3 separate regions of the Homo sapiens genome follow, and all the other regions are linked to region 1. Evidence: chromatin loops called from intact Hi-C (ENCODE). Cell type or tissue: dorsolateral prefrontal cortex. All regions are shown on one strand. Region 1 overlaps LOC105370615 (a long non-coding RNA gene). Region 2 has its middle 21 kb from the start of PSMC1. Region 3 holds the start of KCNK13 (potassium two pore domain channel subfamily K member 13).

Evidence for each region. A loop is a pair of places that touch in the nucleus more often than their neighbours do. Peaks named below come from ENCODE experiments on the same cell type or tissue, not always from the same donor. Only the 100,000 strongest peaks of a DNase experiment are listed, where the experiment ranks them.
Region 2: a loop joins it to region 1, with 3 times the contacts of the local background. A loop is called at or near these places in 13 of 110 quality-filtered maps.
Region 3: a loop joins it to region 1, with 2.4 times the contacts of the local background. A loop is called at or near these places in 2 of 110 quality-filtered maps.

Annotation. Positions count from the first base shown.
Region 1 is chr14:89,036,353-89,044,352 of GRCh38, reverse strand. LOC105370615 (a long non-coding RNA gene) reads right to left here. Exons shown (of 3, transcript XR_944128.3): 1 at 2,574-8,000; 2 at 1,390-1,735. Among named protein-coding and RNA genes, the nearest start is that of TRA-AGC15-1, 61 kb to the right of the region's middle. RefSeq lists enhancers at 2,847-3,403, 3,455-3,574 and a silencer at 3,875-3,934. In dorsolateral prefrontal cortex, CTCF peaks have their summits at 3,618 and 3,820 (motif pointing left); DNase peaks (open chromatin) are centred at 2,922, 3,532 and 3,822; H3K4me3 peaks cover 1,320 bases; H3K27ac peaks cover 1,475 bases.
Region 2 is chr14:90,231,228-90,239,227 of GRCh38, reverse strand. No RefSeq gene overlaps it. Among named protein-coding and RNA genes, the nearest start is that of PSMC1, 21 kb to the left of the region's middle. In dorsolateral prefrontal cortex, CTCF peaks have their summits at 3,497 and 3,700 (motif pointing right); a DNase peak (open chromatin) is centred at 3,707; H3K4me3 peaks cover 267 bases.
Region 3 is chr14:90,057,099-90,065,098 of GRCh38, reverse strand. KCNK13 (potassium two pore domain channel subfamily K member 13) reads right to left here and starts at 3,105. Exons shown (of 2, transcript NM_022054.4): 1 at 2,560-3,105. The coding sequence starts at 2,893. LOC124903406 reads right to left here. Exons shown (of 3, transcript XM_047432048.1): 2 at 4,188-4,697; 3 at 3,366-3,737. The coding sequence ends at 3,473. RefSeq lists enhancers at 3,163-3,662, 3,663-4,164 and a silencer at 4,413-4,802. In dorsolateral prefrontal cortex, CTCF peaks have their summits at 4,329 and 4,530 (motif pointing right); DNase peaks (open chromatin) are centred at 2,442 and 4,558; H3K4me3 peaks cover 3,544 bases; H3K27me3 peaks cover 5,349 bases.

The DNA of each region.
Region 1 (8,000 bases):
GATGAAATTTTATGTATTTTTTTCCATGAAAGACTTGTACCTCTTTCCCCCCACCACCACCCCGAGATGGAATCTTGCTCTGTCACCCAGGCTGGAGTGCAGTGGTGTGATCTTGGCTCACTGCAACCTTCACCTCCCCAGTTTAAGCAATTCTCCTGCCTCAGCCTCCTGAGTAGCTGGGATTACAGGTGTGTGCCACCACGCCTGGCTAATTTTTTTTTTTTTTTTTTTTTTTTTTTGGTATTTTTAGTAGAGACGGGGTTTCACTGTGTTGGCCAGGCTGGTCTTGAACTCCTAACCTCGTGATCCACCTGCCTTGGCCTCCCAAAGTGCTGGGATTACAGGCATGAGCCACCGTGCCCAGCCACACATCTTTTGACAGATCTACTCCTAGGTTTGTTCTCTCTCTGTCTCGCTCTTTCTCTCTGCCTCTCTCTTTCTCTCTGCCCACTTTTCCCCTACTTATTTGCTGCTGTTGCAACTGGAAACTGTTTTTTAAATTATATTTCTTATCTCTTTGTTGCTGGTGTATAGAAAATCAACTGCTTTTGAATATTGATCTTTTATCCCTTAAACTTACTAAACTCACTTATTAATGCTAATAATTTAGCTGTAGATTCCTTGAGTTTTTTTATGAAAATAATCTTTTTTTATTTTTAAATTATTATTATACTTTAAGTTTTAGGGTACATGTGCACAACGTGCAGGTTTGTTACATATGTATACATGTGCTATGTTGGTGTGCTTCACTCGTCATTTAGCACCTTCAGTGAATATCTGTTTTTCTTCTTTGATTCCAAGTGTTATATCTTTTGTTTCTTTTTCTTGGTTTATTGTTCTGGCTAGTACCCTCAGTACAGTATTGAATAGAAGTGGGGATTAAAAAAAAACTGTTAACCTTTAAGTATGATGTTTGTTACGGATGTTTGGTAGAAATTCTGCATTAGGTTGAAGAAATTTCTATTTCTAGTTCACTAATTTTTTAAAAAATCGTGAGTGGATGTTATTAGGTCTTTTTTTTGATTTTGTTCTTGAAGGCGATAAACAGGAAAGCATGTGTATATGCCAATGGAAAAGACCCACTAAGAAAAGGGAAATTGAGGATGCAAAAGAGAGGAAATAACCCAAACACAGAAAGTCATCGAGAAGGCTGAGGGTGGATTTGTATACATTTCTTTAATGATATAAAGCACTTAACATAATGCCTGGTCTATTAGTTTCCTATTGCTGTAACCAATTACCACAAACATAGTGTCTTAAATCAACACAAATTTATTATCTTACAGTTCTGGAGGTGAGAAGTCTAAAATTAGTTTCACTTGGCTAAAGTCAAGGTATAGGCAGTACTGCATTTCTCCCGGAGGTGCCACAGGAGAATATGCTTCTTACCTCTTCCAGCTTAGAGGCTGCCAACAATCCTTGGCTTGTGGCCCCGTCCTCCATCTTCAAAGCCAGTTGCACAGCATCTTCAAATCTGCTTCCATTATCACATTGACTTTTCCTTATATAAGAACCTTTGTCAATGATTAAGCCCATCAGATAATCCAGGATAGTCTCTCCATCTCAAAATCCTTAATTTGCCAAGAGCAGTAGTGCATCCCAGTAGTCCTAGCTACTCAGGAGGCTGAGGCAGGAGGATTGCTTGAGTCCAGGAGTTTGAGACTGTAGTGTGCTGTGATAATGTCTATGAACAGCCACTGCATTCCAGCCGAGGCAACATAGCAAGACCCTATCACTAAAATAAGAAAAAAAGAATCCTTAATTCAATCACATCTGCAAAATCCTTTTTGCCATATAGGGTAATATTCACAGGTTCCAGGGATTAGGATGTGGACATCTTTGGGGTTCATTATTCAGCCTCCCATACTCAGCATACATTGGATTAAACCATATACATTGGGTTTGTAGGTCAAAAAAGGTTCAATATTGGCGATTCCATGTGATTCCACCTAAGGGTTCTCAATATATAGGAGTTACTATTAATACCAATAACAAAAGAGGAGATAATTTTACCATAAACTGCCAGCTCTGGGCCTGTCCCTGTTGTCTGAGGAACAGTGTTTTGGGCAATTTCACCTGACTGTCTGTGTTTGCTGAGCCCTGGGTTTTTAGTACTTCCTGTACCTTAGTACTTCCTGTGTCACTGCCCTGGAAGCATAGGTAGGTTCCTCCCCAAGACCATTTGCCTCTCTACTATCCTGGAAGAAGCCTACTAAAGAACTGCAGAAAGAGACACTCCCTTCTGCCCAGCTACAGGGCTCTGTACTCCATAGCATCAACACTGCTGAGGAAAAAGCAGCTCCCAAAACTGTCCGTGTTGCAAATGTGTTTGGTGCGGTAAAAAGTCTGTGGCACTGACGCACTGTGCCATATTAAAGCCTGAAGCCAAAGGAAAAATAAAAATCAGTGATATTGAGCTTCTCTTTATTTCAAATCTGATTTTTTTTTTTACCATGGTTATTTTACATTTATTTTGACTTTTAAAAAATATTGCATTAAACTATTATTTATCCTGGCTACTAAGTTTTTTGGCATTCCCTTAAATTTTGCACCCAAGATTTCATTCTCCTCACCCTAATTCCCAACCTGGTCTGTGAGTTGGTATTTGCAGCTATTCTGTCTGATTGATGATCGTTTTGGAGGGACACTCCCGGCAAAAGTTCAAACTTTATCTGTAGAGGAAAACAAGGTGGTTAGGATTTACCGAAGTAATGAGAAGGAAAGTCACCCTCAACCTCTAAAATACCCCTTTTCCGAGTGACTCTCTTGGCTGCCAATTGCCTTCTCCAAGTGAAAAAGAATAAACTAATTTCATACCTATTCTGTCCAATAAAGCTCATTGTCCTACCTCCACCTCCAGTGGTAACAGACAGGAACAGTTCATTTTCCATTGCTAAGCAACGGCAAAAACAGCGCCCGGCATCTGTGCCCGGCCTCACCGGCTGATAGGGATCACTGTCTAAAGTTCTTGTTTGCATTTTGAAGTCAACAATAATTGCGGTTCTCTATTAGTGTTCATTAAGATGGTTTATGGCTGGACTAACTCCAATCTCCACTCAGCGGTTTGAATGCGTTGTCCTCCCAGGGAAAGAAATATTTGGCAATAAAAACCCTGCGTTTATTTCCTCCCCTCATTTCCCCTTGCTGGGCTGGGAAACGATGGTCACCATCCGCAGTTCCCTGGCCGGGGAGAACAAGGCGCCTGTTGAAGGTTGTGGAAGAGAGGGGTGGAGAGGAAGCCTCTGCCCTCCTGGAGCTGGCTTCCTTCCACTCCATGCTGAAAGTAGGCCAGTGGAGCAGAAGTCTGCTGGGGGAAGTGAGCTCTTGCTGTTCACTGGGGCGGAGAGCACTACCCTATTTTCCCAACGCCAGCCCTCAAGTGTGGAAAGAACCTTCCCAGCCTCTTTCCACGGACTCAGTGCCAGGGAGAAGCACTGCCCTGGGACGTGATCGGCTCCTGCCTCCCTGGCCCGGGACTGGGTCAAACAGTGGCCTCAGTGTGATGGCAGAAAGTTCCAGGCAGCTTGAAAGGGCCGCCCTTGGATGCAATTCCCAGGTGTTGACTCACCCGCGGCGGCTGAAAGGCTGCCAGCCCCGGCCAGCAGCAGGCCGGCACCTTTACGCAACCTCTCCTCATCCCCAGCTCTGAAAATACATCCAGAAAGCAGCCTAAAGCAAGTCATAAGGATGTCGTTCTCCCTTTTAGACCCCATTCCAAGACACCCTTCCACGCTCGGCGCTTTTCAGAGCAAGCGTGGCCTGGCCGTCATGGTCCTCTCCTCGCTGGAGAGAATTTTAGGGCCATCCTGGAAAACAAGCCCGCTGGCGCCCCCTAGTGTGCCCGGGAGCCAACGCCATTCCAATTTGTGTTTCGGGGAGGCCGGGCTAGGTGAGTGGGGTTGGAGAAACGAATCCAAGGGATCAGGGCAGGAAAGTTTAATTCCATGAGGTCTGGGGCAGGTAACAGAAAATCACACTTACAGTCCTGACTCCGTTTATGACTTAAGAAATTGCTGTTCTTAACTTCTCTCTCGTGCTTTCCTCTGACTCAAATCTCTCCTGCCTGGTTGCTGGAGAGCAATAGGATCTTGGTGTCTCTATTACTGAGGGAAACTGAAGACCAAGTAGTCGAAATACCTTAACCTTATTAAGAAGTTATAGAATGACCCTGTCTTGGGGTTGGTATGTGCAGAAGCTTAATCATCGGAAATCAAGAAACTGTAAGTCCAAGATCATTTGCTTTGCTACTGTTGCTAAAACGTCTTCACCCTTCTGTTGAGTACAGAGACACCCTACGGCAATGATTCCCAAGCAACTGGAAGGTTAAGAAGATCTTAACAGCAAATTCCTTGTATCCTGGTAATTCTGTAGTTCTTTCTCTTTCCTTCTTCATTTTCTCTGAATAGCAAGGAAGACAGAGTTCAGGTAAATGTGGGGGAAAAAATCTTTTGTCAGGATAAGCCAGGGCAGGATGGGTGCTGGAGTATGATGGGGGTATCGAGAGCCATGGAAATCTTTAAAAGAATTGGCCACCACCTGCCTAGGATAACTAGGAGGTTTGCCTACATAAAAGCTTGGGCGCTTGACCAAATGGTCACTTGAAGAATCTTCCCAAGTGGCTGGGTGCGGTGGCTCATGGCTGTAATCCTAGCACTTTGGGAGGCCAAGGCGGGCAGATCACCTGAGGTCAGAAGTTCAAGACCAGCCTGACCAATGTGGAGAAACCCCATATCTACTAAAAATACAAAAATTAGCTGGGTGTGGTGGCACACACCTGTAATCCCAGCTACTCAGGAGGCTGAGGCAGGAGAATCGCTTGAACCCAGGAGGCAGAGGTTGCAGTGAGCCGAGATCATGCCACTGTACTCCAGGTTGGGTGACAGCATGAGACTCCGTCTCAAAAAAAAAAAAAAAAAAAAAGGAATCTTCCCAAGTTGATTATCTTGATTAAACAGTCAAGAATAGGGATGGCAAATAAGTTTCACATTCCATACCAACCTTAGTCAACTGAAGAGCCCAAAGCATAGTATTGAGAGTGTTCCTGAAAGTTCAATTTGAGGCAAAGCATCTTGATTGATTTGTAATGTCTGCCATGAGCACACAACAGATGGGTGGTGGCATACATACAGCTAGGCAGGAAGATAAAAGAGGGTATTACATGCCAGAAAGCCACACCATTGTGCCTTTTTCTTTCTTTTTTTGTTGCTTGTTTGTTTGAGAAAAGTTCTTACTCTGTGAGGCTGGAGTGCAGTAGTGTGATCATAGCTTACTGTGGCCTCGAACTCCTGGGCTTAATTGATCCTCCTGCCTGAGCCTACAGATAGCTGGAACTACAGGTGTGTGCCACCATACTGAGCAAATTTTTTACGTTTTGTAGAGACAAGGTCTCACTATGTTGCCCAGGCTGGTATCAAACTCCTGCGCTCAAGTGATCCTCCTGCCTGAGCCTCCTAAAGTGCTGGGATTACAGGTGAGAACCACTGCACTCAGCCCCCATTGTGCCTTTTGATGCTACTGTTTGATAATTCTTGTATTTGAGGACTGTACTGACAGTGTGGCTTTTCCAACTTCCTGTATTAGGGTTGAGGGAACTTACTTTTCCCATCTTCCCCCTTTTTTTTTTTTAATTATACTTTAAGTTCTAGGGTACATGTGCACAACGTGCAGGTTTGTTACATATGTATACATGTGCCATGTTGGTGTGCTGCACCCATTAACTCGTCATTTACATTGGGTATATCTCCTAACGCCATCCCTCCCCTTCCGCCCACCCCACAACAGGCCCCAGTGTGTGATGTTCCCCTTCCTGTGTCCAAGTGTTCTCATTGTTCAATTACCACTTATGAGTGAGAACATGTGGTGTTTTGTTTTTTGTCCTTGCGATAGTTTGCTGAGAATGATGGTTTCCAGCTTCATCCATGTCCCTACAAAGGACATGAACTTTTTTATGGCTGCATAGTATTCCATGGTGTATATGTGCCACATTTTCTTAAACCAGTCTATCATTGATGGATATTTGGGTTGGTTCCAAGTCTTTGCTATTGTGAATAGTGCTGCAATAACCAACAAACCATCTTCCCCTTTCCTAGTTTATAGAGCCTCTTGGCTGACCTGACAGCTGATATGGGATAGCAACAGGTAGAGGTGAGAATGCACCTGATTCTCACCTTTCCTGAGATTATATGGAGTGATGGCTCAATCCCCAAGTACAAATTGAATGTTGACGGTATGGCCAAGAGGCTGGTAAGTGCTACAGCCATTCAGAGAAAAAAGGAGGGTACAAAAAGTTTCTAATACACCTCTCCTTAGTTACTCACTCGACGAGAAGCAGTTGGAGAACAGCAGCACAACACAATCCCTCCAGAAACAGAAGCAGGAGAGGTGGGCGGAAGTGAAGCCATCCTTTCCCTCTGACCCTGCAGACCCTCGCGCAGCCACGGATCAGAAGCAGGAGGCTGCTGAGGGCCTGGCTCAGCTCTGAAGCTGTGCAGCATGTCCAAGGGGCTCTCCTGGCATGCCACAGAGCACCGAGGAGTCCTCATGGGTCCCTTCCAAAGTATATTTTGAACCATTCTGATTCTCTTCACTGCCACTATCCCCATTCCAGTCACAGTCACAGTCACCTCTCCAGGACAATGCACTGGCCTCCTAACATCCCTCCCTGCTTCTTACCTCCACCTTCCACCCATCACTCCACCCTCTCGTCTGGAGCCCACTCTCCAAATAGCAGGCAGCAGCGTGGCCTTCCTGAACACAAGTGACTCCAGCATCACACACATCACCCTCCCCTGGTTTCCCCTTTTTCTCCTAAATCCTGCATGATGGAGCCACAGCTTCCCTCTCTGGCCCATCCTGCCCCATCCCCTGTCTCCTGAGCGCTCACCCTTTGGCCACAGTGGCCTTTATGCGGCCCCTCAAAGTGAATACTCCTTCTTCCCAGGACCCTTACGCAGACCCTTCATTCCTAAATCTCTTGCCCTCCCTCTCTGTTCCCTCTTTAGTTTGCTGACACCATCTATTTCTCCATCTCTCAGCTTGAGTGTCACCTCAGGAAACTCAGGCTAGTTTCGGTCCCTTTTGTTATAGGTGCACATAGTGCCTTATACTCACCTTAGGGGCACCTATTACAATTGTAGCCAATTATTTGTAAAATATTTGCATAACATCCATTCCCTGCTAGATGAAAGGGCTTGTGAGAGGACATCTGGGACTTTCTTATTTCTTGCAGTGTCTCAAGGGCTTAGTGTGGCCCCTAACACAGTTTCTGGTGTGTATTGGAAGGTTAGTATTCATTGAATAAATTACGAAATGAAGGGAGAGAGGGATGGATGATGGATAAACGGATGGGTGAATGGGACTTTCCGAGATTGGAGTTGGCTGCTGCCTTGCCAGTCATAGCGGAAGAGAGAATGCCTGTTGAGTTGGTGTCATCAGGCAAGGTGGGGGCAGGCAGGGGAGGGGGTTGACCATGGATACAGCAAGGGCAGTTGAAGGTCACAGTGTCATTTCCCGGGAATCTGAGGTTTGCCTTTCCAAGACTTCCAGGGACACATGTCTAGAATCCCATTTCCAAAAATATTTCAAAAAGAAAAATCCACATGAGAACTTAATAGATCAGAGGGAAGGAAGTCAAACTTTGAGCATACATTCATGTTGCTGGGAAAGCCATTTAAAAATAGTTCACATTTCTGTGCTTTTGTGGCTGCTTTTGAGCCATTCTAGCCTGCCGCAGCAACCTAATTGCCAAACAATATGTTGCTTTGCTGTGGGACCATCTGAAATTTAAGAAAGCAGACAAGTCTAGCAGTTTCACAAGCCTATTTTTTTAAATAAGGCAGACTCCAAAGCCTACTACCCACTAATTGGTCATGTAAATTACTACCTTCTGTATCAGTTGCAACACAAGGGAAAAAGGAACGTAATATTGTTTTCACTCCCTAGGACCTATTCAGGCGTCTTAGGCCTGTGCTGCCAATATTTTTGGTGGGAGGGTTAGGGAT
Region 2 (8,000 bases), 1.2 Mb before region 1:
CGGAGTAAAGCTTGGTTTTACATATTTTAGGAAGGCATGAGTCATCAATCAAATACATTTAAGAAATACATTGGTTTGGTTCAGGAAGGCAGGACAACTCAAAGCAGGGGCTTCCAGGCTATAGGTAAATTTAAACATTTTCTGGTTGACAATTGGTTGAGTTTATCTGAAGACCTGGGATCAATAGAAAGGAATGTTCAGGTTAACCTGAAGGATGTGGAGACCAAGTTTGTGCAAAGGAATCTCAGATAGCAGGCTTCAGAGAGAAAGTAGGTTATAAAATGTTTCTTAATAGCCCTAAAAGAGTGCCTGGATCTTAGTTGATTATCTCTTAGATCTGGAAAGAAAGGAAGGTAAACAAAGGGGAAAAGGATTCTCTATAGAATGTGAATTTTTTCCCACAAGAGACTTTGCAGGGCAATTTCAAGGTATGGCAAGGAAATATAATTTTGGGGTTAAATATTTTTTCCTTGTCTCATAATGTTATTCCAAAGTCAGACTGGAAAGTAAGTCATGATGTATAGGGTCAAATAAAACACATTTGATAAGAATTTATGGGGTGTAGGGCATGACTCCCTAGACCCCTTAGGTAGGAATTTGGGCAAGATAAAAAAATCAGAGCTTAGTCCTCAGATCAAATTTTAGGAAAGAGAACACAGGGACAACTGAGGAACAAGAAATAGATCCCCAGACCCTAGTGAAGTGCATATCCAAGTGGAAAGACCTCTATGGTGGCGTCTGTATATAAATACACATATGGGGATTTGTTTACACATATAGATAATAAATACATGCATACGCAAATGAGACTTGGTGCTCAACTTTAAAAAAAACTCATGGGTGAGCTATCCAAGCATCTTGGAGACCACAAGCAGCCTCCAAGAGCAGCGTCTAAGGCAGTCACCCTTGGTCTCCACATTTTTTTATTTCATCACCTCTCCTCTCTGCTCTTGGCCCCTTGGATTTCCCCTATACCCTCTCCAGCTCCACTCCTGCCTTTGTTCCTTTTTTTTTTTTTTTTCCTTCTGAGATGGAGTCTCACTCTGGCCCAGGCTGGAGTGGAATGCCTTGATCTCTGCTCACTGCAACCTCCGCCTCTTGGGTTCAAGCGATTCTCCTGCCTCAGCCTCCTAAGTAGTTGGGATTACAGGCATCTGCCACCACACCCGGCTAATTTTTGTATTTTTAGTAGAGACGGGATACCACCATGTTGCCCAGGCTGATCTGAAACTCCTGACCTCAAGTGATTGGCCTGCCTGGGCCTCCCAAACTGCTGGGATTACAGGCGTGAGCCACCGTGCCCAGCCTGCCTTTGCTCTTTGTTCATGTTGTTCCCCCATTAGGTGGCATGGTGGGATAATCACCTCTAAATACTCACCAATGCTGTTTCTCCAGCATATTCTTTTACTCTTTGCCATCTCCCCCATTCAGCTGGGCTGTCCTGGATTCATTGCTGCAGGAAGGGATGGGGAGGTTGGCACCAAGCAGAGGACAGGGAGCTTCTTTCTTCTTTCTTTCTTTCTTCTTCTTTCTTCTTCTTTCTTCTTCTTCTTCTTTCTTCTTTTCTTCTTCTTCTTTTCTTCTTCTTCTTTCTTCTTCTTTTCTTCTTCTTTTCTTCTTCTTTTCTTCTTCTTCTTTTCTTTTCTTCTTCTTCTTTTCTTCTTCTTATTCCTCTTCTTCTCCTTCTCCTCCTCCTCCTCCTCCTTCTCCTCCTCCTCCTCCTCCTTCTTCTTCTTCAAGACAGAGTCTTGCTCTGTTACCCAGGCTGGAGTGCAGTGGCATGATCTCAGCTCACTGCAACCTCTGTCTCTCAAGTTCAAGCAATTCTCCTGCCTCAGCCTCCCAAGTAGCTGGGACTACAGGCACATGCCGCCACGCCCAACTAATTTTTTGTATTTTTAGTAGAGACGGGTTTCACCATGTTAGCCAGGATGGTCTTGATCTCCTGACCTCGTGATCCACCCACTTCAGCCTCCCAAAGTGCTGGGATTACAGGCATGAGCCACCGTGCCTGGCCTGCTTTTGACTTTCATAAGCTTCAGTGAGACCTCAGGACATAGAAAGCAGATTCGACAGAAACCACCCACAGTAAGCAGGAAGCTTCTCCCTCCCCTGACTGCCTGGGGGGTGGAGGTGGTGGGGGAAGGTAGGAAGAGAATCTGGGGGCCTTACTCAGTGTTCTTACCTTTAAAAAGAATAATGAGGAGAACAGTCTAGGAGTTTCTCAAAAGGTTAAACATAGTTACCATACGAGCCAGAATTTCCACTCCTACATATATACCTGGGAAAACTGAAAACATATGTCTCCCCAAAACTTGTATATGAAATTTTATAGCAGCATTATTCATAATTGCAAAAGAGTGCAAACAACCCAACTGTCCATCAGTTGAGGAATGTGAAACACAATGTGGTATATCCATACATAGGAATATTATTCAGACATGAAAGGAGTGACGTATGATGCCTACATAACATGAATGAGCCCTGAAAATATTGCATTACATGAAAGAAGTCAGTCACAAAACAGCACATATTATTTGCTCTCATTCATACGAAACGTTCAGATTAAGTGAAGTCATAGGGAACAGAAAGTAGGTTGGTGGGCCAGACATGGTAGGTAGCTCATGCCTTTAATCCGAGCACTCTGCGAGGCCAAGACAGGCAAATCCCTTGAGCCCAAAAGTTTGAGACCAGCCTAGGAAACATGGTGAAATCTCATCTCTACAAAACACAAAAATTAGCTGGGTGTTCTGGCACATGCCTGTGGACACAGCTACTTCGGAGGCTGAGGTGAGAGCAGCACTTGAGCTCGGGGGTCAAAGCTGCAGTGAGCCATAATTGCACCATTGCACTCCAGCCTGGGCAACAGAGAGAGACTTTGAGAAAGAAAGAAGGAAGGAAGGAAGGCAGGCAGGCAGGAAGGAAGGAAGGAAAGAAAGAGAGAGAGAGTGGAGGGAGGTAGGAGGAAAGGAGGGAGGGAAAGAAGGAAGAAAGAAAGAAAAGAAAAAGAAAGAAGAAAGAAAAAGAAAGAAAGAAAAAAAGAAAAAAGAAAGATTGATTAGTGGTTTTCTGGGGGTAGGAAGGAGGGGGCGGGAAGTGAGTGCAAATGGGTAAGGGGCTTTTTGGAGGGGGTATTAAAATGCTCTAAAACGTACTCTGGTGATGGTTGCAGACACCTGTGACCACACTAAAAACCGCTGAGTTGTGAGTTTTAAGTGGGTGAATTGTATGGTATGTGAATTATATCTCAATTAAGCTGTTATATCAAAAAGAAAAAAAAGGGGGGCAGGTACTGGAATGGTGAAGTGCAGGCACCCTGTGGCCGGGCTTCCTGGGTGCCCCCCGGTTGCCGCATGTCAGCTTACATGCATGCTTACATGTCAGCGTGTAAGCCCTGGCACCAGTGTCCTCATCTGTAAAACGGATATGCTAATAGACCCTGCTCACATAACTTTGAATAAAAAGCTGGGTGGCATTTGTAATGTACCTAAAACAGTGCCCGGCAGGCAAGTTTGTTAAAAGTTTTTTTTCAAATGAAGCGTTTAGGTAAAATGACCTGAGGCTTGGTAATCTGCCACCAAAACTAAACTCAGCTTTAGAGCCCGGGCGGCCTGTGACTGTCTTGAGTGCTTCCTGTGAAGAAGGAATGAATTTTCCCGGGTTCTGACAGGTGCATGCAGTTCAGATATTCACCAGCAGAGGGCGCCGCATACCAAATACCGCGCAGGGGCCGGTTCCTCCCTGCCTAAGAAGTGCTCTGTGGAGCACTTGTCTGCCCCTCGAGCCTCCAAACGCCCTGGGCGCTCTCGGACCGGACGCTCCTTGCCCACCCACTCCCGGGGCTGGCCTGCTCTTTCTCACCGTGGCCCTTGAGCCCTTTGGCCGAAAGGCTAGTATTTTGCCTCTATCCTGCTCAAAGCCTGGTCTTCAGGGCTGCTTCTGCAATCTGCAGGCTCATCCTCCCTCTCTCTGTCCAGGCTCCACCTGGCTACCCGGGACTGGCTGGAGAGAGACTGGCACTTTCAGACTGGAGCCAGACCACTCCATGTCATTGGACCCCAGGCCCATGACTTGGGCACTTGATACCAAGAGATGAGCTAAAGCCAGACTTCAGATTCCACTTAAACTTGCTGAATGCCCGCTCTTTGCTCTCTTAGACTGGCTCATCCGACCTCACCACGGTGCTTTGAGGTTGGTGCGTCACTCCCATTTTGCACATGAGAAATTGGGGCTCAGAGACATTAAATGACCTGTCTGGGACCACACAGTTGATGGGCAGTCAGGTCTAACTCAGACATTCTGACTCCAAGCCTAATGTTGAGCCCCAATTTTAATTTTCATCTCCTTCTTTCTGTCTCAAGGAAATCCAGAGTTTTAGGATTGGAATGTATCTTTTTTTTTTTTTAGACCGAGTTTTGCTCTTGTCGCCCAGGCTGGAGTGCAATGGCGCGATCTTGGCTCACTGCAACCTCCACCTCCCAGGTTCAAGTGATTCTCCTGCCTCAGCCTCCCGAGTAGCTGGGATTGCAGGCATGCACCACCATGCCTGGCTAATTTTATATTTTTAGTAGAGACGGGATTTCTCCATGTTGGTCAGGCTGGTCTCCAACTCCTGACCTCAGGTGATCCGCCCACCTCAGCCTCACAAAGTGCTGGGATTACAGGTGGGAGCCACTGCGCCCAGCTGATTGGGATGTATCTTAAACTCCACTTCCCATCCAGGTACTCAATGCCTCAGCCAGCCCTGAGTGGGGAGGTACAACCTTTGCTTGGAGACATTTCTGCCTGGCTTCCTCCTGCTTAACTTTCAGGTCTCAGCTTAAACATGGTGGGGACTACTCAGAACCCCAGAATTGATATGAAGATTATTTTAATTTATTACTAAGATTATATGAAGACATTTGAGAGTCAACAGATGCAGAAAGAAGCCCTTTTGGAACTTCCCTTATCTGACTAAAAGCAGCAACTTCTGGGAAACAAAGCTGCCAGAAATTCCTTCTTCATGGGTGGGCCTATTCCCAGGATAGAGACCAAGAGGAAACCTACCAAAAATCCCCACTCTGGGGGAGTTCCATGGGCGTGAAGAAAATGGAAAGACCACTCACTTCTGCATAAACAATCACAAACTTTTCTATTTCCCGTTTGTTCTCCTATAAACCCTTTTGTCCTTTCTAAAGAAACCCATTTGTTCTTCCCATAGAAGCTTTTTCTTCCTGCTCCCTTTTCCTTGCTATGTTAGATACAGATGCCCCTTGACTTACAATGGGGTTATGTCCCAGTAAGCCCATCTGTATTAGTCAGGGTTCTCTAGAGGGACAGAACTAATAGAATATATATATACACACACACATAAAGGGGAGTTTATTAAGGAGTATTAAACTCACATGTTCACAAGGTCCTGCAATAGGCTGTCTGTAAGCTAAGGAGCAAGGAAGCCAGTCAGAGTCCCAAAGCTGAAGAACTTGAAGTTCGATGTTCGAGGGCAGGAAGCATCCAGCATGGGAGGAAGATATAAGCTGAGAGGCTAAGCCAGTCTGATCTTTTCATGTTTTTCTGCCTGCTTTATATCCTGGCCGCAGTGGCAGCTGATTAGATGGTGCCCACCCAGATTAAGGGTGGCTCTGCCCTTCCCAGGTCACTGACTCAAATGTTAATCTCTTTTGGCAAAACGCTCACAGACACACCCAATACTTTGTATCCTTGAATCCAATCAAGTTGACACTCAGTATTAACCATCGCAAGTCCACCCTTTGTCAACTTGAACCCATACACATCTCCTGAGATCATACACAATCTTCAAATAAAGACAGTAATAAGGTCAGAATTATGCCTAACATGATACAACTATCCTTCGTACGACCAGAAATGCACCAATCCCCAGCCCAAATGCTATTACATAAAGTTAGCCATGCTTAAATGCTGATATGAAGTCAATAAATCTTATGTCACATGATAAAGGAAAAAGGAGGTAGGGGAAGGTGCCTCATACCTGTAATCCTAGCACTTGGGAGACTGAGGTGGGTGGATCACCTGAGGTCGGGAGTTTGAGACAGCTGGGCCAACATAGTGAAACCCCATCTCTACTAAAAATACAAACATTAGCTGGGGGTGGTGGTGCACATCTGTAATCCCAGCTATTCAGGAGGCTGAGGCATGAGAATCGGTTGAACCTGGGAGGCGGGGGTTGCAGTGAGCTGAGATCATGCTACTGCATTCCAGCCTGGGCAACAGAGTGAGACTCAGTCTCAAAAAAAAAAAAAAAAAGGAAATAAAATGAAGATATTTTCTTAGTACAAGTGTATACATGCATAAACATGCTTTTAACAAAAAAAGGAGAAAATACTCATGACAATTACAGTCCTTGTTTCTGCAGCTGGTCATGTGGTCATAGCTGGTATTGATGACTACCTTCTTCTACTACTCATTCTGTATTCCCTTTGCCTTCAGCAAGCACCTCAGCAGCTCATGTTTGTTTTTGTTTTTGTTTTTTTTCCTGGTGGAGTGACCCAAACTTTAATTCCTGAAGGGTCTGGATCATTTGTAGTCCTGCCTGGATTGGGCTGTTGTAGTTTCCCATTGACCTTAATCACAGGGCATAGTAATACTATGAGACACCCTAATGGATCTCTATATTCCATGCATACTCTTCCTTACCTCCATTGTGTAATAGTAGACTGATTTCATCTTGATTGTCTAGGTCAATCACCCCAGCCAACACTGTAACTTTCTTCTTAGCCTGTTGACTTAAAAGTAGGAGTAGCCCAAAGTGTCCAGGTGGCAATCTTAACTTCCAGCTTAATGGAATCGTTGTTGTGTCTCCTGGTGGCACCATTCCTCCCTCTGGAACTAAGACCTCTAGGCGAACAGAACATAATGTCACTGGGTCAGGAAAGAAAAATTTTGCTAATGGATCACTAGGGGTGATGGTGAGTGGTGCTACTTCCACTTCCACCCCTTGATTCCTGGATGTGTGAATCCTGGCTATGGGAGAAATAATACCATATATTGGACGCTGACTCAGAGCATACATGGCCTTCTGGAAAACTTTGCCCCAGGCCTGCAAAGTATTGTCACCTAGTTGGCATTGTAATTGTGACTTCAAATGGCCATTCCACCATTCTATCAATCCAGCTGCTTCAGGATGATGGGGAACATGCTAAGACCAGTGAATTCCATAAGCATGAGCCCACTGCTGCACCTCTTTAGCCATAAAGTGAGTGCCTTGGTCAGAGGCAATGCTGTTGGAATATCATGATGTTTGTTAAGGCATTCCGTGAGTCCACGGATGGTAGTCTTGGAAGAAGCATTGTATGCAGGATAGGCAAACCCATATCTGTCCATATCTGGAGTAAGCATCTATTCCAGTGAGGACAAACCTCTGCCCTTTCTGTAATAGAAGAGGTCCAGTACAATCAACCTGCCACCAAGTAGCTGAATGATCATCCCAAGGAATGGTGCCATATTGAGGGCTCAGTGTTGGTGTCTGCTGATGGCAAATTGGGCACTTAGTAGTGGCTGTAGCCAGGTCAGCCTTAGTGAGTGGGAGTCCATGTTGCTGAGTCCATGCATAACCTCCATCCCTGCCACAATAGCCACTTTGTTCATGGGCCCATTGGGCAATGACAGGGGTGGCTGGGGAAAGAGGCTGAGTGGTGTCCACCTCTGCTGAGGTCACTCGTTGGTGAGCACTCACATGGGATACAAATAGCTTCACAGTTTTTAACCACTCAGAGAGGTCCATCACATGCCTCTTCCCCAAATTTCTTTGTCACCAATTTTCTGATCATGCTTCTTCCAAGTCCCTGACCATCCAGCCAAACCATTGGCTATAGCCTATGAATCAGTATGTAATCACATATCTGGCAATTTCTCCTTCCATGCAGAGTGCACAACCAGTGCACTGCTTGAAGTTCTGCCCACTGGGAAGATTTCCCTTCACTTCACCGCTGTCCTTCAGGGATGTCCTAAAAAGGAGCTGTAGCGCTGCAGCTGTCCACTTT
Region 3 (8,000 bases), 1.0 Mb before region 1:
AAGAAAATGGACCAAAACATGAACAGTGGTTAATTTGGATGATATTACTGCATATAACTTGATTTTTTTCTTCTTTATACTTTATTTTACAAAAAACCTGAACCTTCAGCTTTTTCATCTATAACGGGGGAGTGTTATGCCTACCTCATGGAGTTGTGTTGGCTGAAATGAAGTGTGAATGTCACACAGCAATGAGCTGCATTGCACATTCACATAATAATCATACAGTATGTGCCTAATACGGGCCTGATAAAGGTTAGCCAGTGCTGTTATTACAACAATTAGTGAAACAATTTAAAAGGAAATGTTACAAATGAGAAATAAAAATCAGCCCACACTGACATCATGTTTTTTACCTTTTAACACGCACGCACTTACAAGAGCTCATTGTCCCTCACAAGAACCCTGTGACAGGGGCAGGCTTACGCAGACGGAGGGAGCAGGGGGCAGGACTAATATTCACCAAATAGCTGATGTGCCAGATACCAAGGTGGGCACTCTGTAGATGCCTCAGATGAGAAAAGGATGGGGCTCGGAATAGTTAAGAGGCTTGCCCAAGATACAGAGGCAGGATGAAAAGCTCCCACTCCAGACTCTTTGTCCAGGTTTCTTTCCACTCCTCCATGCCACATTGTCATATTCGTATCCCCAAAGCCCATGTTCCTATATGGCCACCTACCCATGCCACTCTCAGTTCCTGCTACATGGATGCACCTGTCCACACACACACTCTGCTCCTTCCTGCCTCTGTGCCCACTGGGAGCACCAAGAGATGGTTTTTCATGGTGGTGGGAAAGATTCAGCCATCAAATCTCCCATCAAAACCACCCTAAGTTACCATTCAATCTAAAAAAATCCTGTACTTGCTATGCAAACACAGTAGAGTCAAGGTCACTTCCAAAGTGACACCTCCTAATCAGTTTGTTCATCCCAAGTCTTGCCTATGTGGAGATTCTGGAACTGTCTTCTGGGACGTGGGAGGTGATGTGAGGAGGGGCTTGTGGAACACGGCTAAGAGTCCAGCAGATAGTGTGGGCTCAGGGGGAGAACCATGGGGGTGTTATTCCTCCTTCACCAATCTTGGGCCCATTCTGGTCTGCTGCAAGGTTTCCTGCCTGATACCCAGTTATGGTGGTGCCATCATGGCCTGCTGATGGGCCGCACCATCTGGGATGGGATGGGGGCTGGGAGCCAGGCACTTCAGATACAGCCGGTGTGTCCCTAATCATACTGGTCCTCTGCCTCGCCTCCTGTGCATCAGCTGAAGCCCTGGATTCCTGGACTAGCCCTGGGAAGTCTTTCATGATGAATCTGACCTGAAGCCAATCTCTTTTGTCTTTTGTGCTGCTTCTCCTGGCAGAATGTCTATGTAGCACAGCCATGTGTGGGAGCCTCAAGGAGGCTCAACTTGTCGCCCCACCTCACCAGCGAGCTCTTCTAGAGTGCACAGGGGCAGTAGCTACAGAGCGCTCAGCACATGCACCCTGGGCTGTTTGCAACTGCCAGCCTTTTTTGCAGCTTGGAGGCCACTTCCTCTCCGTCTAACTCTTCCAACCTCCCTCCCCTGCTCCAGGTCTCTTTTTGCCCCCCTCAGAATTTATTTCTACAGCATCTTCCCTAACCCCCATTAATCACTTGATTATTCTTCAAGGATGAACAATCTTTAGGGGTGTGGCGCAGACTCCCCCAAATCATTTTCCTTCTGCTGGGAAATAAACACAGCTGATTGTAGCTGTGCTACATCTTTGCTAAAAAATTCTCAATGGCTCCCAGGTGCCTCTAGGTAAATTCCAGCTCCTCAGTCTGTCAGTGAAGGTCCTACCCCCGCCTCCATCCCATTAGCCAGCAGACCTTCCTAGTCTTCCTTCCACCACTCCAACCAGCTCATGGGGCCCCTGAGTGCGATTCTCTCCTACTCTAGAGTGCAACCGCGCTTTCAGTTCCCAAACCCAAGTTATGCCTAACACGAATTGATTCAGCCCAAAGGTCACTTCCCTGGTTCTTCCTGGTGGAAAATTTTCCATCTTTTGAACCGTCATTGGCACTTTTGCTTCCTCACTTTCAGTCTGCTGTTCTGATTTTTTCTCGGTAAGTGTGAAGTCGAGGGCAGAATCTTTTAAAATCTGCACTTCCCCTCTGACTGACTCAGTAAATGTTTAGTTTCCTGTCCCTATCTGTAAAAGCCTTCTTCCCCATGAACTCAAGCCGTGTCTCCTTCATTAGACTGAAAATCTCCCAGAGCAGAGCGTCTCCAATTTAAGGATCATTCCAATCCTTTGGGGACTTTGTTAACATGCAGATTCTGACTCGGCAGGTCTGCAGAGGGGACTGAGACTGCATTTCTAACAAGCTGCCAGGTGACGCTGAAGCTGCCGGTGCCTGGACCACATTAGAGCAGCGGGGAGGCAATACCACCTGTTGATCAGGCGACAGCTCATGTCAGTGGAGTCTGGCTGGGCGCCCAGATGGATGAATGAAAGGATGAGAGGGTCGGTCCTGCCCCCCGGAGGAAGTGGAGGCCGCCCGGAGGTTGTCAGCGAGTCCGGCCAGCACACTTACCTATGGTGGAAACGACGGTGCCCACGAAGTAGAAGGCGCCGGTGAAGTCCCAGCGCGGGCGGACGTTGTCCACGCGGATGCCGGCCCGAGTGGCCTCCTCGTAGTGGCGGAGGAAGCCGCGCAGCTCGTCGCGGCTCAGGTTGTGGCCGCGGCTGAAGTTGGCCAGGCGCTCCTCCCAGCGCTGCTTGGCCTGGCGCTCGTGCGCCAGCTCCAGCGCGGAGAAGACGGCGGCGCCGCCCAGCAGGTAGAGCACGATGAGCGCGGCCAGCAGCAGAAAGCGCGCGTTGTCCTCGTTCAGGTGGCCCGGGCCCCAGCTGAAACCCCGGCCAGCCATGGCCGGGCCCCCGGGGGCAGCCCCCAGGCCCACGGCACCGGGCGTCGGCGGAGTCTCGCCCACACCCCCGGGAAATAAGGGCCCCGGCGCTCAGCCAGCTCCCGGGCGCCCCACCGCCGGCTCGCCCATGACCGCCGGGCTCTCCCGCAGGCCGCGAGGCTCCCCCGGCCGCCGCCTCGGTAGCTCCTGTGGCGCCAGCTCCCCACGTCCTCCTTGACTCCTAGTTTCAAATCCGCTTTGTCGCCGCCGTTCCCCTCCACTCCCCCTGCTCTCCTCGGAGTTCTCCTTAACGCTGAAGGTCCCGGGGAACGGGCGCAGAGTTCACGTCTGCTTGGCGCTGGGATGCGGGCGCAGTTTCCACCCCGGCTCCCTGTCCGGCTCAGATAGGGGAGGGGGCGTGGCGCGTCTTCAGGGCAAGCTCGAGCCAACTCGAGTTTCCCGCAAAGAGACGGTCGCGGGGCGGGGCGGGGCGGGGCGGGGCGGCGGGGGGGGGGCGCGGTCCGGAGGTCTGCGGGTAAGCAGAGCGCCGGGGTCCTGGGTCCTGGTTCCTTTGACTATCGCTTCGCAGGCCGCCGACGGCTAGGACACGGGTGTCAGTCTGCTGGCTTTGTAGGTGCCTCCCCAGGTAGATCGACGATGGTGCCTCCTAGTTGTGGTCGTGGTGTCGCGCTGAGCCTGTGGCCTCCCGAGTCTCCGAATCGGCTGCCGGGGCTTAGGGATGGAGGGGGTCCAGGGCGGGCGCACGGAGAGAGGGGCTGTGCTGAGCGGCGTCCGAGGGCTGCGGCGTCCGAGGGCTCCGACCTCCGGCCGGGCCCCAACGCTGCGCATCCGTTGGGCGGACGGGCTGGAGAGAGGAGACCAGAAAGGGAGGTTGGAACAGGGAGCAAAGGAAGTTAGGGGCTTCTCCCCCGGGCAGCCTCCCTCGCCTTGACCATGCCAGAGCGCCCTTGGTCTCTGGATCCTGCGCGGGGGCGTCCTCTGCGCCTACTAGTAGGCTCCGCCCGGACCAAGCGCGCACCGCGAGCCAGCCCCGCTTCCGGAGAGGAGGCCAAACACTGGGGGCTGGAAGGGCTCCGCGGCCAGGAGACCTTGACCTTGGAGCGTTCCATCTCTTCCCCCCGGGCTTGGCTGCCTAGTGCGTTCCAGAGTTTTGCCTGGACGCGGGGTCCGCGCAGAAGGCATCCCCCACCTCATGCAGAACAGTAGCAAGGCTCTCCAGCAAACCGCCGGGGCCCCCTCCCCGAGACCCCGCCTTGTAGCGGGCGCTGGCGCCGCTGCCGCGCTCAGATCTCACCTTCCGGGGAGCGCCCTCTCCGCGCCGCTCCGTCGGGACTGTTCCCGGGCCTCCTGGCAGCCGCGGCCCTGCCCTGCCAGCCGGCGCGCGGAGCACAGGTCCGCACCGCGCTCTGCCTTCTCAGGCGGGCGCGCTCCGACGCTGCAACAGGTAGAGCCGTGCGGCTGCCAGCTGCGGCGACTCCACCCTGTCGCCCGCCTCCTTGCGCGCGGGCCCGCCTCCTGCGCTGGTCTCCGCGGGTAGACGCTCGGCGTTCGAAGGGCCGACCCGGGGCTGCGGTGCTCCCACCAGGGCGCGCAGATCTGGGTAGTGGATGCAGAACCGGCTGGTGGGACGCTCAGCCGGTCCGCGTGGGCCCTCCGGGGCCGGGAGAGGGCGCTCTGCCCCCTCCAGACACATCCCGCCCCCGCCCGCGCACACAGCCCCGCGCGGCCCTCCGGAATCACCCGCCCGGGCGTGTGGGAGCGAATCTGTACGCGGAGAGGAATGGATACGTGGGCATCTTCCCACCTTCCGAGAGAGCGGTTTCAGGCGCAGAGCCCCACACACCGCCCTTACGCACCAGGAGCAGAGACAGAAGGGCTAGGAGCCCTGTTGAGTAAAACCGTGTGATTTCGAATAAAGAAACACAGCTCTGGCGAGTGCATTTTCATCAGAAACCCTGGTGCTGTTAGCAGTCCTCTCGGCTCTGTTACTCACTCCCCAATGCCCCTCTTTCATCTAGCCTTCTGAGGGGCAAGAGCTTTAGGGGCATCGCGAGAATGGGTGCATGTGTATACACCCAGGGTGAGTACTGCAATTACCTTTTAAATCCATTTTATTATGAAAAATTTCAAACATTCTAAAAAGTTGAATTTTACAGTGAACACCCGTATACCCACCACCTAGATTCTACAATTAACATGTTACTATACTTGATTTATTAGATATCTACCCGTCCCTCTGTCCATCCATCAACCCATCTTGTTTGGATGCATTTCAGAGTAAGTTGCAGAGCTTGGTACACTTCCGCCCTCATCCCCAGTACTTCTGCCTGCATATCACTACGTAGGGTTCAATATTTACTTGCAGAATTTTTTTCCTTTTCGGATAAAATTTACATACAATGAAATGCACAAATCTTAAGTGTATCATTAGGTGAGTTCTGACAAATGGGTACACCTCTGCAAATCACCTATCCAACCTACCAGCCAAACATCACCAACAGGGTCCCCCTAAGTCCCTTCCCTGTAACTCCCTACCCACATTCCTCCAGAGAAAACCACTGTTCAGAATTTTTCTACCATCGATTACTTTCGCTTTTATAGAACTGTTTTTTTGTTCTAAATCTCCATATAAATGGAATCATGCCGGTATGTACTCTTTGGTGGAAAACATTATGTTTTTGAGATTTACCCATGTTATATGTCTTAGTAATTCCTTCCTCTTTATTGCTAGTTTTTCATTGTTTGGGTATACCATAGTTTGTTTATTCATTCTCCTCCTATTGATAGAAAGGAGAACTGTTAGAAAATTTTGGTCATCATAAATAAAACTGTTAGGAACATTCTTGTACAACTATGTAGACATATGTTTTCATATCTCTTACGTAAAGACCTAGGAGCGGAATTGCTGGGTCATAGGGTAGGTATGTATTTTGCTTTATGAGAAACTGCCCGACATTTTCCCAAAGCAGCTGTACTGACAGTGTACACTAGTTCTGGATGCTCCGTATCTTTGTCAACATTTGGCAGTATCAGTCATTTTAATTTTAAAACTACTGGTGGATGTAGCAATATCTCACTGTGGTTTTAATTTGCATTTCCCTGATGTCTAAAAATACTGGTGGATGTAGCGATATCTCACTGTGGTTTTAATTTGCATTTCCCTGATGTCTAATGCGCTTGCTGGCCACTTGTGTACCTTCTCTTGTGAATTTTCTGTTGAAATATTTTGCCCACTTAAAAAATTAGTTTCTCTGTTACTGAATTATAGAGATCCTTTATATATGCAGGATACGAGTACTTTCTCAGATACATATCTTGCAAATATTTTCTAACTCTGATTTGCCTATTTATTTTCTTAAATATGTTTTCTGTATGTTTGGTGCCCTTTGAGAAATCATTACCTCCTTCAAGGTTGCATAGGTTTTCTGTCTCCCCACACTTTTATATTTGGGTCTACGATCCATTTAAGTTTGTTTCCTTATGGTATGAGGTAAGAGTCAAAGGTCATTTTGTCCAGGTGGATTTCCAGTTATTCCAATGCTATTTGTTGAAAAGATAAATATGCCTGAGTTTCAGGAATTTAATTTGTTCATTATTTGCCCACCCTTATGCTAATACCACAGGATTTACATACTTATAGCTCTATAGTAGGTCTTTAGTGGGACTATAATTGAGTCCTCTAACTTTGTTCTTCTTTTTCAAGATTCTTTGGATGTTATAAAACTTTTACACTTCCACTAAAAAATCATAGAATCAGCTTAATTTCCTCCAAAAAGCTGTGGGATCTTGATTTCTGGGATTGTGTTGGATCTATTTTGGGAAGAACATCTTGACAATTCATGAAAGAGGTATATTCCTCTATTTATTTAGGGTTTCTTAACCAAGTTTTCATATGGAGATTTTGCACATCTCTTGTAAATTCATTCTAAAGTATTTTATATTCTTTTGATGTTATTGTAAATGGAATTTCAAAATTTTACTTTTCAATTGTTTGCTGTAGTCCATAAAAATACACGATTGTTGCAAAAATACTTGAATTCTTCAACCTTGCTACTTTAGTCATCAGTTGTACATGTTTTGTTGATTCCTTTAGGAGTTTCTTTGTAAATAATCATGTCATCTACAAGTTTTGCTTTTTTCTTCCTGATCTTTATCATCTTTTCCCCCTCTTGTCTGCAACGGCTAGAGCCTCAGTACATTATTCAATAGAAGTGGAAGCAGATATCCTTGTCTTATGATCTTAGGAGAAAACTTTCCTTTTATCATCATTTATATAATGTTAGCTGTGGGGTTTTCATAGAAACTATCGGATTAAGGAAGTTTCCTTTTATTGTTGTTTCTAGTTTTCTGGTGTTTTTGGTTTTTTGTTTTTTTTTTTTTTTTTTTTTTTTGAGACGGAGTCTCGCTCTGTCGCCCAGGCCGGAGTGCAGTGGCGCGATCTCGGCTCACCGCAAGCTCCGCCTCCCGGGTTCACGCCATTCTCCTGCCTCAGCCTCCCAAGTAGCTGGGACTACAGGCGCCCGCCACCATGCCCAGCTAATTTTTTGTTTTTTAGTAGAGACGGGGTTTCACCGTGTCAGCCAGGATGGTCTCGATCTCCTGACCTCGTGGTCCACCCGCCTCGGCGTCCCAAAGTGCTGGGATTACAGGCGTGAGCCACCGCGCCTGGCCGAGTTTTTTGTTTTTAATGAAGCATGAATGAGTACTGAATTTTGTTAAATGCCATATCTGCATCTATGGTGATGATCATATAGTTTTCTCCTTTATTCTGCTAATATGTTGTATTTCACTGATTGCCTTTCTAATGTTAAGCCAATCTTGCATTTCTGGGATATGTTGCACTTGGGGTTTCCACTCTATTCTTTTTATTCCTCTACTTCTGAGTTTACTCTTCTTTTTCTAGCTTCTTATGGTGGATGTTTAGATCACCGATTTTAGACCTTTCTTCTTTGCTAATGTTAGTGTTGCTGGACTTTTCCTTAGTTCAGCTAAAGATGGGGTCCTTGTCCGTCCTACGGCCATGAAAATTTAGGTTAGCAGAGGGTTTGTAGGGTGAGTAACGCAGGGCTTTATTGGGTGAAAGGGAAGAAAAGGGAGAAGCAGGGAC